3 separate regions of the Homo sapiens genome follow, and all the other regions are linked to region 1. Evidence: chromatin contacts called from ENCODE Hi-C or POLR2A ChIA-PET data. All regions are on one chromosome and are shown on one strand. Each heading gives the region's core, a stretch centred on a gene start or an enhancer-like site at or near the end of the contact. The rest is flanking DNA. Distances are from core to core; before and after follow the strand shown.

The links. Hi-C counts contacts between places; a loop is a spot of excess contacts on that map. ChIA-PET counts read pairs that join two places held with the same protein, here RNA polymerase II (POLR2A). Pooled maps may share reads with other maps.
Region 2: a map with no recorded cell type shows a loop between it and region 1 (6-fold over the local background). The contact joins the promoter of UNC93B1 here to the promoter of POLD4 in region 1. A Hi-C loop is called at or near these places in 1 of 37 single-sample maps with no recorded cell type and 2 of 50 pooled maps. POLR2A ChIA-PET finds 5 or more read pairs at or near these places in 1 of 52 experiments (PC-9).
Region 3: a loop to region 1 is called in a pooled map, with 23 times the contacts of the local background. The contact joins the promoter of SLC29A2 here to the promoter of POLD4 in region 1. A Hi-C loop is called at or near these places in 3 of 50 pooled maps. POLR2A ChIA-PET finds 5 or more read pairs at or near these places in 2 of 52 experiments (A673 and WTC11).

The regions. Positions count from the first base shown.
Region 1 is chr11:67,352,097-67,354,796 of GRCh38, forward strand. It overlaps POLD4 (DNA polymerase delta 4, accessory subunit), which reads right to left and starts at 1,450. Exons shown (of 4, transcript NM_021173.5): 1 at 1,207-1,450; 2 at 892-981; 3 at 595-706. The coding sequence starts at 1,303. The region is part of intron 2 of LOC100130987 (a long non-coding RNA gene); the gene reads left to right. RefSeq lists enhancers at 130-712, 713-1,294, 1,288-1,337 and a silencer at 1,518-1,767.
Region 2 is chr11:68,002,708-68,005,407 of GRCh38, forward strand. It overlaps UNC93B1 (unc-93B1 regulator of TLR signaling), which reads right to left and starts at 1,390. Exons shown (of 11, transcript NM_030930.4): 1 at 1,241-1,390; 2 at 950-1,091; 3 at 315-468. The coding sequence starts at 1,336. RefSeq lists enhancers at 1-142, 243-292, 393-442, 1,347-1,890, 1,891-2,433 and silencers at 743-1,152, 1,213-1,512.
Region 3 is chr11:66,370,314-66,373,013 of GRCh38, forward strand. It overlaps SLC29A2 (solute carrier family 29 member 2), which reads right to left and starts at 1,447. Exons shown (of 12, transcript NM_001532.3): 1 at 1,250-1,447; 2 at 931-1,012. The coding sequence starts at 1,278. RefSeq lists a silencer at 1,143-1,902.

The DNA of each region.
Region 1 (2,700 bases), core at 200-2,699:
GGATCTGATTTCACCAGCTTATTCTTGGCCATGCCCATAGTCCTTGGGAAACCCCTCAGTTCTAAATAGATAGTTCCTTGGGTCCTGGGTGTACCTTTGCCCCCCACTAGCTTGTAGAGGTAAGAATTATTGGCCGGGTGTGGTGGCTCACGCCTGTAATCCCAGCACTTTGGGAGGCTGAGGTGGGTGGGATCACGAGGTCAGGAGATCAAGACCATCCTGGCTAACACGGTGAAACCCTGTCTCTACTAAAAATAGAAAAAATTAGCCGGGCGTGTTGGCGGGCGCCTGTAGTCCCAGCTACTTGGGAGGCTGAGACAGGAGAATGGCGTGAACCCGAGAGGCGGAGTTTGCAGTGAGCCGAGATCGCGCCACTGCACTCCAGCCTGGGCAACAGAGCAAGACTCTGTCTCAAAAAAAAAGAATTATTATAGTGGCGTGTCCTCCTGAGCCAGGCACCTCATAGAATCTTCTTGCCTGTTCAGCAAGGCCTTCCAACCCTCCATCCATTTCTCCCTCAGGTCAGGACAGCAGGGTGACAGTGCCTGGAGAAGGCCCTGGCTCCCCTGAAAGCCCTCCCGGCCTGTCTCTGACCTGCACTGGAAGCGGGGGTCTCCGGGGTGGGTCTTCAGCACCTGCCACACCTCTGGGGGAGGCTCCAAGCCCATCTGCTTGGCCCGACACCAGCGCTGCAGCCGTGTGATCCCTGCCAGGGTGGGAAGAAGACTCTGGAGACTTGTGGGGGGTGGGGTAGAGTCTGAGCTGGAGAATGTGTGTGTTGGGGGGAGACAGTTCCTGAGGGTCAGAGTCACGCAAGCGCTTGGGTGACTTCAGAGACGTGTGGGTGACTGGCTGGGAGAGGCGCCTCCGTGGGGCTGGGTGGGTTCTCACCGGTGCAGGGCCCGTACTGCCAGGCCAGGTCAAACTGCCTCAGCAGCTCCAGCTCCGCTTCCTCCTCGTCGCGGGGCTGGGGCTCCTCCCCTGCAATGACAGCTGCTCTTCAGTACGAGGTTGGCTTCAGTCTCCTGCCCCTCACCTCCCAGCCTTCCTCACCACCGCTTTGCCTCTGCCACCCCGCAGCTAGACCTGGTGTCGGGAGGGGAGGACAGGCCACCTTTCCCTTTCCATCGGCCCCTCCGCCCCTCTAGGGGCCTCCTCTAGGCCCCTCCGTGTCCACTCCTCCTGCCTCCCTCACACCTCAGAGACCTAGCTCGGGTGCCAGCTCCCCCTTGCTGTGCCCAGCGGGCCCCTCCCTCCTCTTCACAACCGGGTAGGAATCAGTGATGAGCCGCTTCCGGCCCATGGCGGCCACCCAGGCAGGCAGAGAAGGAGGCAACTGCGGGGAAGAGGAGAGACCGGCCAGTGGGCGCGAGAAAGACAGCTGCTGAGAGAGACAGACGGGGCCAGGCCAGCGGCGGGCAGACAAGATGACCCAGACAAACCGAGAGAGGAAGTCGCCGGGGTCCAGGGAGGGACGCCTCCCCCACCCCCAAAAGCACGCAAACAGGAAAGACTTCAGCCAATGGCAGGCCGCCTATGCGGGGCGGGGCCCTGGCGCTAGCCAATGGTAGGCAGTGTAGGGTGAGGGGCGGGGCGGTGCCTCAGCTGTGGGCCGCGGGAGGAGGGGCAGGCTGGGGCGGGGGACCTGTCGGGATGCCCCGACTTCACCACCTTCCCCGGCCCCCATTGGTCTGCTGTGGGTCCCGAGAGACTTCAGGAGAGTTATCTTCAGCCTCTCACTTCCCGTTTTCCCTTCCTAGGCAAATGTTCTTTTCAGCTTCGCTAATCCCCGTGGCCAGTTTGTAACTCCCTAGAGTCCAGCTGGAGCCTTCACTCGGTCCTTTGGCCCGCCCCGCCTTGTGGGGGCAGGTCTGGAGGTCTGAAGAGAGTTTGGGCTAATCCAGGCCCCTTCCCGGCTCCCACCCAACCCCCACTGGCCCCAGGAGACCTGGCTGGAGAAGCCCATGGGTTCTGAAACCTCCTTTCTCACAGTCTGTGCCCAAAGATGCTGCCCACTCTTAGTCCGAGTAAGTGTTTGCCGTTTTGACTCTCCTGGGGTCCCAAGTCGTGTCCGGCCCGCCCCACCAGTCAGGAAGATTCCATACTGAGTAGGAAGGCAGAGCAAGGGTCTGGTCCCCCCACCACAATGTGTTTGGATCCCTAGTTCTTCACTGGCAAAATCTGCCCTGTCTCTCACAATAATGTGAGTCTGAGCAGAAAATATTAATAATAAACCTAACACTCATTGCACGTACCATGTGCCAAGTACTGTTCTAAGCACTTTCCCACATGTTAATTAAAATAGATGTCAAAAAGTTTTTGAAAGTAGGAAGTATAGCTAAATGATTATCACTGCTGATAGTCACAGGCATTGTAGGGCCCCAATCAAACCACAGTCTCTCTTGCACCCCAGGAGCTCACTGTCACAAGGCAGACAGATGCACAGTTGTCAGTGAGAGGCTATAATTCCTACCAGAAGAGGGAAAGGGTGGGTCAGAGATTGGTTAGGACCACAGGGATGATTAGCATTGGAAGGCCTCCTGGAGGAGGTGGACTGCTGTAAACAATGTCTCTCAATTCTCCACCCATGACCTTTGTCCCTTGGGCTCCTGTCATCACTGACTCACCCATACTGCTGCCTCCCCCTCACCAACTTCCTGGCAGGAGGCAAAAGTACTGGCCAGTGGGAGTCTGGGAACC
Region 2 (2,700 bases), core at 140-2,639, 650 kb after region 1:
CCACAGTGGCTCTGGGAGGCCTCCAAGGAGGCCACGAGGAGGGTGCCACGTGAGGCCCAGGCAAGCTGGGAGGGAGCTCAGCCCGTGTGAATCTGTTGCTGGAAACCAAATGTGCCCTGAGGCAAAGTTCCTGTTTCCTTCCCCAAATCCGAGTTTCACCCCCTTCACTCTCAGGCTTCCGGGTAGAAAAAAACCTCTCCCTTGTTCCCTCGCCCCACAAACACCCCGGCAGATGGACACCTCCTGGCCCGCCGGCCTCTGTACCCCTCCGAAATGGGAGTACCGCAGCATCCCACAGGAGCAGCCGCGCCCACCTGATGAGCACAGGTGTGTAGAGCAGGGCGGCGATGGGAGTCACGTTGATGCCCATCAGCATTTTGCTGTCGATGTCGGGCAGCCCCATGTTGCCATACTTCACCTCGCGGTAGGTCTCGTCGTAGTGCAGGATCAGCTGCATCTGCAGGAGGCCTGGGGACAGGACAGAGAGCGGCGTGCAGGGAGCAGCCTAGCTTTGGGCGCCACCGAGCAGAAGACGGCATGCAGGCCTCGCAGGGAGCTCCAATCACCGAAGGCATTCCCGCTGACAGCGCCCCTCAGGACAGCGGGGTTCCCGGGCTGCGCCACGCCTTCTGCCAGCCCGCGGCCACTTGGCCAGCTAAGCCCAGACCCCCACCCGCCTTGCTCCGCCGGCCTCCAATTCTGACGGTGGCAGGTCTGTCCGGGAGCCCGGACCCCCGTCCCCCACCCACACCGAGGCTCTGGCTGGGACCCGGGGACGCTGCGCTACTTGACCCCCCAACCCCACCCCCGCCGCGGGGGGCCGTGGCTGCAGCTGCGAGGGCAGCGGAGGGGAAGTGAGAGCGGGCGGGAGGCGGCGGCCCGCGGTTTCTGTTTCCCGGGCCGGGCTGGGAGCGGGCGGGGCGGCCCCGGGTCCCCGAGCGGCACCTACCCAGGTAGACGCCGTAGGTGAGCATGCCCCCGGCGCTGGCAGCCAGCACGTTCTTGAGCACGCCCAGGCGCTTGCGGCGGTAGTAGCGGCGCTCCTCCTCCTCCTCGTTGTAGTTGGGGTACGCGCCCACCAGCTCGTCCAGCTGCGAGCCACGCACGCCGCTCGCACCCGCGATCGCGCCCCGAACCCGTGTCCCCCGGTGCCCGCCGCCCCCCGGCCCGCCCCGCCCCCGCCGGGGGGACCCTGGCCCACAGGGGACGCCCGCGCCTCGCACTCCGGGTCCCCGCTCACCGGGGCCTCGGGCCCGTCCGGGACCCCGAGCAGGTCCTCGTCGCCCTGCGGCCCCGCAGCCCCCGCCATCGGGTAGAGCGGCGGCTCCGCCTCCATGGCCCGAACTACTGCGGACTCGCGGCGGTCGCCCCGGAGTCCCTGCGACCGCCCGGCCACTTCCTCCCGGCGGCCGGGACCTGCCCCCGCCCCGCCCTGTCCCGCCCTGCGGGCCGCCTCCTCCAGGACACGTGTGTGTGTATGTGTGTGTGCGCGCGCGCGCGCGCGTGTGTGCAGGGGCCTGCCTGTGTGTGCCCTCTGGGGTGTGAGTTCGAATCCCCACTCAGCCACCTCCTGGCCCTGTGACTTTAGGAATTAACTCCATTTCTTTGTGCCTCGGTTTCCTCCGTTTCCTCGACGGTAAAACAGAAATACATGGCACTACCCCCGGGGCCATGGCGGAACTATTGAGTTAATGCAAAGCCTTGGAAAAGTGCCAGGGTTGCCTGGCTCCCTTAAGCTCCCCTCAGGGTTGCCTGGGTCGTCCCCAGCCCCACCTCCAAGCCTGCTGTTACAGCTCATCAAAGAGCACTGCAGGGACAGTAGCGTCACCACCTGGACCCCACCTCCCACCACCGGACGCTACAGCCAGAGCCCACCTCCCATGTCCCCATCCTGCTCCAGTTTGGGCTGTGCAAATGGGAGCTTGAGTGGGTCCTGGGAGGTGGAGATTGTGATCCCCACTGAACTACATGGGGGACCCTGCCACAACCATGTAGTGGGGCCCAGAGCCACCTGCCCCCATCCTGCTGGGCACTGGATCCCGGGCTGCAGCGGGAGCCTGTGGTGGGGCCGACACTCCAAAGCACTGGCTACCACCGACCTGGCTGGAGCCACGGGGCCACTTTTGAAAATATCCAGATTCTCTCCCCTGGGTTCCTTCTGGTTTGAATGCTCTTCCTGCTGCGCCTCCCAGGTGGCTTCCTTCCCACTCAGCTCTCAGAACAAGAGACCATCCCTGCAGAGAATGCAGTCCCTTCACTTCCCTTCTGGTTTTCCATGCCCTCCCTGTGCACCCCCCTCCACCCACTGCTCTTTAGGTACATCCTCTCCCAAATGCAGAGGATGGCATTGGGCACCTACTGAGTGATCAATACTTGTGACTGGATGGGTGCATGAGTGACTGGATGACAAACACCTCCCACCCCGCAAGGATTGCTGGGAAGGTGGGGGGAGGCGTGAATCTGCAGTGGCTTCAGGCTTCCAGGAGGTAGAACTTTCTCCAGGTGACGATGCCCAAGTGCAGATGTGGGGAACAGACAGGTGGATTCATGCAGGTGGGTGGCTGGAAGTGGGAGACAGGAAAGGAGCCGAAGAGAGGGCAGGGCCCGAGGCGCAGGGGCAGGGAGGAGGTGGGAGAGTATGGCTATGGCGGGGGCCGTTCTCAGATGGCAGACACCAGCATCATTACACAGTATGATGAG
Region 3 (2,700 bases), core at 197-2,696, 980 kb before region 1:
GTTACATTATTAATAGCTCTTTGGCCCCCTCTTGCTCTCAAGCCCAGGGGCTGATTCATCTCTGGGTTTCCAGGGCCCAGCACAGAGCCAGTACCCAAGAAGCATTTGCAAAGTTGTTGCAGTGAATACAGATGAATAACCCGGTCCCAAAGACAATGCAAACCCCACATTTCTGCCTTCCCTGAAGAGCCTCCCTGCTGTTTCCTCCTGTGTCCCCAGTGCCTGCTCCACAGTAGATGCACATTAAAAGTTTGTTGAATGAGGCTGGGCACGGTGGCTCACGCCTGTAATCCCAGCACTTTGGGAGGCCGAGGCGGGAGGATCACGAGGTCAGGAGATCGAGACCATCCTGGCTAACACGGTGAAACCCCGTCTCTACTAAAAATACAAAAAAAAATAGCCGCGCGTGGCGGCGGGCGCCTGTAGTCCCAGCTACTCGGGAGGGTGAGGCAGGAGAATGGCGTGAACCCGGGAGGCGGAGCTTGCAGTGAGCCGAGATGGCGCCACTGCACTCCAGCCTGGGCGAAAGAGCCAGACTCTGTCTCAAAAAAAAAAAAAAAAAAAAAGTTTGTTGAATGAATGAGTGAATGAATGAAATTCATGGTATTTCAAAGAAAATCAAACGTTCGATAACCGACTTTTGGGGTGACTGACTCAGGAATAACGACACACAGAGAGGGGTGGCAGCGCCTTTGCTCATTCCAGACCCTGTGGGCTGGTGGCCTTGCCCCTCTGAGATGTGGGCATTGCTGAAGTTCTACTTTCCTAGCCACGGGGGAAGCATTCCCCTCTCCGAGCTTCAGCCCATAATGAGCTCAACGAGGGGTCACAGGTGCGCGGTGAGGAAGCGCCCGCTAAGCTTCATCCAAAGGGCTGGAGGGAGGGGTGCTGGCTGTGGCCACGAGGCTGCCACGCCGCCAGGAGTCTCACCGGGATGGCGGTGATGAAGAAGTTCCAGGGAAGGAGGGTGCCCAGCCCCAGGATGAAGAAGCTGATCCCGACCAGGTGGTAGCTGTGGGGATCGGTGGGAAGGTCACCCCGAGGACGCACCCGCCTCCGCAGGCCCTCCCGCCTCCCAGGCCACCCCCTCCGGAGCGGACTACAACCCCGATCACCCCGGTTCCGGCGGCCGAGGGAGTCGGCTGATGGGAATTGTAGTTCGATCCGGTCTTCTCTGAGCCTCGGAGCGCCTTCAGGGAGCGGGTCTGCAACGCCCCCGGCCACTTGCAACGCACCCGGGCCCACTCACCTGTCCCGCGGGGCGTCTCCTCGCGCCATGGCCGCCGCGGCGGATGCGCCTGGGGTGAAAGGGGCAGAGAAGCCGCACCTGCACCTGCGCTGGGGCGGAGGGCCGCAGACCGGTGGGGCGGGGGGCGGGTCTCCCCAGATTCCGGTGCAGGGCGGCTGGAGTCGCACAGGTAGCCTCGGGCGGATTTCGGCGTGTCTCGCGCTCCGCAGGCTGGGACCTGGGCTCCGCCCCGAGGCGGGGACAGAGGGTCGCGCCACCCGTCTCTCCTTCCCCCACCCGCCTCAGGGACTCGACTCTGGCTCGGGCCCCGCCCCACCTAGGGGCCTGCGGAACCCGCCCGCTCCCCGCACAGCCCCTCCCCGCAGCCCCCCGTCCTCTCCGCGGGGGCGGGTCCCGGATCCCTGCGGCGGAGGGGAAGGCGGGGGTAGGGACGAGGTGTAACCTCACCTCCACCCCCCGCCGAGAGCTCTGTAGGGGCAGCACTGGTGCGGGGCTCTTCCCGCTTCGTCAGCTCCGAGGTGATGCCAGAGCCGCTCCTGCGACCCCTAAAGCTGGAACCCACCGGGGCGCCCCCTAACTAGGGAGCCGCTGCGGAGTCCCCGCCCAGAGCGTAACCCGAGCCGGGCCCGGGCGGGGGAACCAGAGCTGCCACAGGTCGCCCGCGATCCTGGCGGGCTTCGCCGCGCTGGGTCCCCGGGAGTGCCTGGAAAAAAACAGCATTACTTTCAACTCCCTACTCTTTTTCTGTTAAAAAAAAAAATTTGAAAAGACTATAAATCATTAATTTGCTCCTACTCTCATAATCTACGAATAGGTGTGGGTTCTCTGCAATCCCCGGGCGTATCGGGGACGCTGGAGAAGTGAGAGGCTCCAAAACACAAACTAGTTTTTTTGAGACTGAGTGTCGCTCTGTCGCCCAGGCGGAAGTGCAGTGGCGTGATCTTGGCTCACTGCAACCTCCCCCTCCCAGGCAGGTTCAAGCGATTCTGGTGCCTCAGCCTCAGGAGTAGCTGGGACTACAGGCGCATGCCACCACGTCCGGTTAATTTTTGTATTTTTAGTAGAAACGGGGCTTCACCAGCTCTACTGAAGAGGTGGCCAGTCTAGTCTCGAACTCATCTTTTGACCAGGCTGGTCTCGAACTCTTGACCTCAGGTGATCCGCCCGCATCGGCCTCCCAAAATGTTGCTATTACAGGCGTGAGCCACCACGCCCGGCCACAAACTATTTTCTTAAGCAATGACATTTTATAGCCATTCCCAGGTTGCTTATGTTTTTCCTCCAGCCGACTGAGAGTCTGTAGGGGCAGAGGCTGTGCTTATCTGGTCCATTGGTTTACTGGCAGCATCTAGCGCCGTTGAGTGATAAATGGGTGGTTGCAGTAAAATGCAGGTGATTTTAGGGAGAACAGAGACAGCATTAAATTACACCGAAAGAGAAAGTTATTCTTC